Linked DNA regions of Mus musculus: region 2 is linked to region 1. Evidence: chromatin loops called from intact Hi-C (ENCODE). Cell type or tissue: heart. All regions are shown on one strand. Links, peaks and the distances in the headings refer to the core of each region. The heading gives the core; the rest is flanking DNA.

What was found. A loop is a pair of places that touch in the nucleus more often than their neighbours do. Peaks named below come from ENCODE experiments on the same cell type or tissue, not always from the same donor. Only the 100,000 strongest peaks of a DNase experiment are listed, where the experiment ranks them.
Region 2: a loop joins it to region 1, with 4 times the contacts of the local background. A loop is called at or near these places in 4 of 42 quality-filtered maps.

The regions. Positions count from the first base shown.
Region 1 is chr1:23,167,213-23,170,128 of GRCm38, forward strand. No RefSeq gene overlaps it. Among named protein-coding and RNA genes, the nearest start is that of Gm30442, 45 kb to the left of the region's middle. In heart, for the core only: a CTCF peak has its summit at 1,478 (motif pointing right); no DNase peak of the experiment used is centred there.
Region 2 is chr1:23,494,362-23,497,277 of GRCm38, forward strand. No RefSeq gene overlaps it. Among named protein-coding and RNA genes, the nearest start is that of Gm28822, 79 kb to the right of the region's middle. In heart, for the core only: a CTCF peak has its summit at 1,246 (motif pointing left); no DNase peak of the experiment used is centred there.

The DNA.
Region 1 (2,916 bases), core at 329-2,828:
CACTTGGGACACAGAGGCAGGTGGATTTCTGAGTCCAGGCCAGCCTGGTCTACAGCGTGAGTTCCAGGACAGCAAGGCCTACACAGAGAAACCCTGTCTCAAAAAAAACAAAACAAAAGTCCTCTATCATTGTCATTAGAAGTGATTTTTAGATCCAAATCGTGCTTTTCCAGTGTGACGGTGTATCCAGGACTTGCTATGGTGGAAGAATTGGATTCTGATGATGCCAAGTAACCTTGGTTTCTGTTGCTTATGTTCTTATACTTGCCTCACGCCATGAATGGAGCCTGAATGGAGCCTGTCCTTCCTGTGATCCTGGTTTTGTCAGAATTCTTCAGAGTTCAGCTATCTGTGTAATCCTGTGATTCTGGGATCCTGGGATCCTGAGATCCTGGGTATGTCAGAGCTCCTGGGAATCAAGCTACCTCTGTGACCCTGAGATCCTGGTATGACCAAGCTCCTGGAACCCTGTGATACTGTGATCCTGGGAGTATTAGAGCACCTGGGAGTGGAGTTTCTTCTGGGTGTTGTGGGACTGGCTGTGGAGTTAGCACCCAAGGTCTGCTCAAGGCACTAGCCCAGATTGGAAGAAACCTATGCCACTGGTCAGGCAGAGTTTCTGGGGGCCTGGGTTCCGCTGGTCCCAGTTACTTCCGGTGTTGGGGCAGATGTTGTGTCCTTCTCGCCTCTGATCCTATGATCCTGGGCACCTGGAAGTGGAGCTTCCTCTGGCTGTTGTGGAACTAGCTGCAGAGTTTGTGCCCAAGGTGTGCTCAGGGTACTGGCCCAGACAAGAAGGCTCGGTTTTATTTTTAAAAAATCATTTTTTCCTTCCTTTTTTTTTTTCTTTTTCTTTCCTTCCTTTTTTTTCTGACTAAAAGCTCAGGCTGGCCCTGAACTACTGATCCTCCTGATTCAGATGTGTGACACAACACTCAACCTGATCACTGTTAGAAACCTTAGGTATTTGTCCTTTTTTTTTTTTTAATTGCTTTTTTTATGGTATCATTTTGGGTCCAAACTTGAGTTGGTGATGCTGCCACTAATAACTCACTAATGCAGAGGAATCCTTGGAACTCTAGCTGAATCCTGGGTCACAACTGTTACCCAGGAGTCCTTATGACAGGTTCAGAGTTGTGAGAAGCCTGTCAAATCTAAGCCACATCATGGCTGCCTTGGGGATTTAATTGCAGTCTGTCTTCAAGAAAAGAGGAGAAAAAACCTCCTTATTTCTACCCATAAGATTTCTTCATATTACCTTGAACATGCAATCAACTTGCTGTGCATATTTATGAGTCCTTATTTCCCTATAAAATATCACATCATAGGAAAGAAGAAATTTCTAATTATTTTATTTGAAGTGTCTGTTTGAATGGAAAATTTTATATCACCGATAATAAGAATGTAATTATTTTAAGATTTAAGAACAAGGTTTTATTTTCATTTTTAATCGTGTGAACATGGATGCAGTGCCTTTGAAGGCCAGAAGAGGGCATCAAATCCCCAGGAACTGGAGTTAATAGGTTGTTGCAGGCCACTTGTCAATGGTTCTGGGAATCTATCTCTGGTCCCCTGCAAGAACAGTAGCCACCCTTAACTGCTGAGCCATCTCTCCAACCCTAAGAAATATTTTAAATTAGATTAGGAACAGCTTTTGCAATATTTTGTGCGTAGCCGTACCTGTGGAAGCATACAGAAAAAAAAAAAATCATGATTTATATAAAGTTTAACTTTCTAATTTCTTTAAAATGTAGTTTAGAGATCAAAATGAATTTCCAGTAGAAAAACCTCATGAACTGAAAGTGGAATCTTGCTATTGTTCTAAATCCTCCATAACCAGACAGTTTTATTCACATTCTGTGCAGGAGCCAATGCCATTCATGGGACATAATGATTGCTGATAGCAACAGAAATATTTTTAAACTACCCTCTTCTTTTTATTCACATCTGTTCCGGATTTGAATAAATTTTCATTTTGCTTTACAAAAACGTGCTAGACTGCGTGTTAGGCAGCAGGGGCTGTATGTGGATGGTAAGGGAGTGGCTGATAGAGGGACTGTGATGGGCCTGAATGATAGACACCACAATAGCCTGTGCCAACCTTCTGCAGGGCGAGGCACAGTGGAATTCTTTACTAAATAGATCCAAAACATAAAAAGCACACAAAGGTATGTGCCTTATCATTCTCAAATCATCATGTATTATTCATGAAGCCACTACTAGTATTAAAATTCAATTTTAAATTCTCTTTTATAAAACATTTTACCACATTTATTTTTTTCTTTATATAACTTGTTTATCCTTCTTTTAATTTTAGTGATTTTTTTTCGTTTTACATCTGGATCACAGCCCCCCTCCCTCTTCTCCTCCCAGTCCTACCCTTATAAATCCCTCCCCTCATTGTGTCTTCCCCTTCTCCTCAGAAAAGGAGACCCATCCTGGGGTACCACCCCACCCTGGGGCATCTAGTCCCAGCAAGTCTAGGAACATTCTCTCCCATTGAGGCCCAACCAGGCAGTCCAGGTAGGGGAAGGGGATCCAATGGCAGGGAATAAAGACCAAGACAACCCTCTACTCCACTTGTTATGGGATCCACATGAAGACCAAGCTGGATATTCTCTGTAAATGTGTAGAGGATTGAGTTCCAGCCCCTGCATGCTCCCTGGTTGTTGGACCGGGGATCTGTGAGCCCCCATGGTCTTAGGTTAGTTGACTCTGTGGGCTTCTTTTGGTGTCCTTGACCCCTCTCACTTGCTCACTTTTGTCTCTAGCTGTGCTAGAGTTGTATGTAGCATGTGCACTAGTCTTTGTCAGAGGACAACATTCAGATTTTGGTTCTCTCCTCCCATTATATGGGTTCCTGGGTTCCAGTATAGGCCATCAGGCTTGGTAGAAACCACCTTTATCCAATGAGCT
Region 2 (2,916 bases), core at 201-2,700, 330 kb after region 1:
TACATAGATAGATAGATAGATAGATAGATAGATAGATAGATAGATAGATAGATATGGAGATGGGAGATGGACATGGAGATTCAAATGGACATAGAGATGGACATGGAGATGGACATAGAGAGAGAGAGATAGAGATTTTCCTCTGTAGACCCACGGACTGAGACAAAGTCAAGGGGTCAACAAAATGCAGACCAGTAATTTGAGCTTGTAGAATTCAATATAAAGAATTATTAGCTACGTAAAGGTCTATCTAGATAAGGACATAAGAGAGAGCTCTGGAGTTTGAGATAGTTTCATTGGGCAGCTGCTATCCCTGTATAGATGAAAGGGGCTCTGGAGGACTGAAGAAGACTCAAGGCTATCTCTAGAGGTCAGGACTGCATAAATCCACATCTGGTTCCTATGAAAATGAAAAATCCTTATGGGAAGCCCATTTTCGGGAACCACCACTACTCTGTGATGGTAAGCAGTGCAGGATTCACTAACACTCACACCAGGCATTTTCTGCTGCTCAAAACTAAAACCTACTGGATTTTAAAAGCAATACCACCCCACAGTCTCTCTCTACCAGCTTCTAGTGACATCGTATCATGGAACAGAGGAAAAAGAAGCACACAGAACAACTCAAGGCCATGAGAAAAGGTGAAGAAAAGCTAATATGACGGATAAACACTGAGACAGCACAGGCCTGCTGTGGGTTACTTACCTTATATGTAACATCAGAGTTCCCTGTAGTACTCCCTTCTTCTGAACTCATGTTTCACACTATGGAGATTGTTGTTGCTGTACTAACTTGGTGCAACTAGCTACCCTAAGTATCATTTTACCTTCTACTTCATGAGAGGCACCAGTCTATGTCAATGCTAGATGTTCAAGCTGGTTTCTAAGCTGATTTGTGTCTTTTATGCCTAATTCTTGCATAATGTCTACCCCTTAATTCCCAAGCTTCTGCAGCCTGATGCATATTTCCTTTCCTTCAGTCTCTTAGCCCATTTGGAAGCACTGGGTTGTGCTTCCTCGCTGCTGTGAGAACCTCTCCCCCCGCACGCCTTTGTTATCTCTCAGGATCCCACGCATTTCCTTTTATCCTGAAATATATTTGAATGTGATTTGAACGCCATGCTCTACTGTTGCTCTTTCTCTCCCTAAACATATAATTAGGTTTTCCGAACATTTGTAAAGAGGAGTAGGCTTAGAGTAGTTTTAATTACCATTTTTAAATTAATCACTGTCTCTGGACTGCCCTCTTCTGGTTGTTTTTTAAAAGTGTTAAGGAGCAGGAATGCTTACATTGCAGAATATGGGGTTCCCTCACTACTTCAAAGATCTTGCATTCATAAGACTACTATACCTGACAGTAAATTCCTATTACTTAGATCCCCTCACCCCCCACCCCACCCCCACACAATCGTCACTGTTTTTTCCTAGTCCACATTAGAGTCCTGGCTTTGTCCTGGGGGGGAACCTTCATTTGTCAGCTTTGAGGAGTGTCTACATCCTTCAGCATTATCTCAAACTGTGCCTCACACAGATACTTGAAACCATAACATTCTCTCCCTCCCACCTTCAATGTCTGCCCTCTGAGGACTAGTTAAGTTTTCTAGGTAGATGTTTGCTATTTTGTTATTGTTCTATTGTTGTTTGTTTTGTTGTTGTTTTGTTTTGTCATTGTTTCTTCTCTTCTCTCTTCTCTTCTCTTCTCTTCTCTTCTCTTCTCTTCTCTTCTCTTCTCTTCTCTTCTCTTCTCTTCTCTTCTCTTCTCTTCTTTCTTCTTTTCCCTTCCCTTCTTCTTTCCCTTTCTCTTTCCCTTCCTCCTTTCCCTTCTCTTTCCCTTCCCTTCCCTTCCCTTCCCTTCCCTTCCCTTCCCTTCCCTTCCCTTCCCTTCCTTTCCCTTCCCTTCCTTTCCCTTCTCTTTCCCTTCCCTTCTCTTTCCCTTCTCTTCCCTTCCCTTCCCTTCCCTTCCCTTCCCTTCCCTTCCCTTCCCTTCCCTTCCCTTCCCTTCCCTTCCCTTCTCTTCTTTTCTTTCCAGCTAGTACAGAGCCCAGAGACTCACCTCTGCTAAAAAGGGTGCTTCTGCCCCTGAGCTGGCCCAATGCTTGCTGTTTGAAAGTCAGATTGACCAGACAGCGCTATTGCTTGGCATCCTCTGAACATATGCTAACCTGCTGCTCTCTTGCTACTGGAGATTTGCCATCATGTTCTCCTAATTTGGGGTCTTTTGGGAAACTATCACTTGCTAGTCATTGGTTTCTCTGCCCTGGTTGTTCAGAATGTTTTATGGGGGAAATGTGGAGGAATATGGGGCCATCTTCCTCCAGTCTCATACCAGAACCCTTTATTTATCTGATCGGCATACTTTGCACATGGAAATGGTTTAATAGGTCATTTGATAAGCAAATTGCGCAGTTAGAGGTGTCATGTCCTCCATACACTCTGGACAAGGGGCAAGAAATGCAGGCATCAGAAAGGAGGTAACCGATTATGAGGCGCATCTGATGGCTGCCCCTACTTTGTCTTCTTCCCCTCTCCCATCGTCTTCCCCTCTGCCTCCCTCTTTATATGTTGCAGGATTCATACTAATATTTAAGAAGTCTTTTCTTCTAAATTCACGAGTAAGATGTTTCCCTTTCTCAAAGTTCTTGCTAGGCTTGTTAGCAAGACCCCTCTCGAATTTTGTAATGAGTTGTCAACTGGCTCCCCTTTTTCTCTAATCTGGAATAGTGTCTGATGGGAGCCACCCATCACATGATACCAGCTATATTAAATTGGAAAAGCAATTTGTGACAGCCACATTTTTTTAGTAGGAAGGTTTAAATTACTGAATTAATTTAATGGATATAAGAACAGTGATATTTATTAATAATTGTCTAGTCCCATTGTAAATGCCACTTTAAAATTTCTCATTTAGTTCTCTTA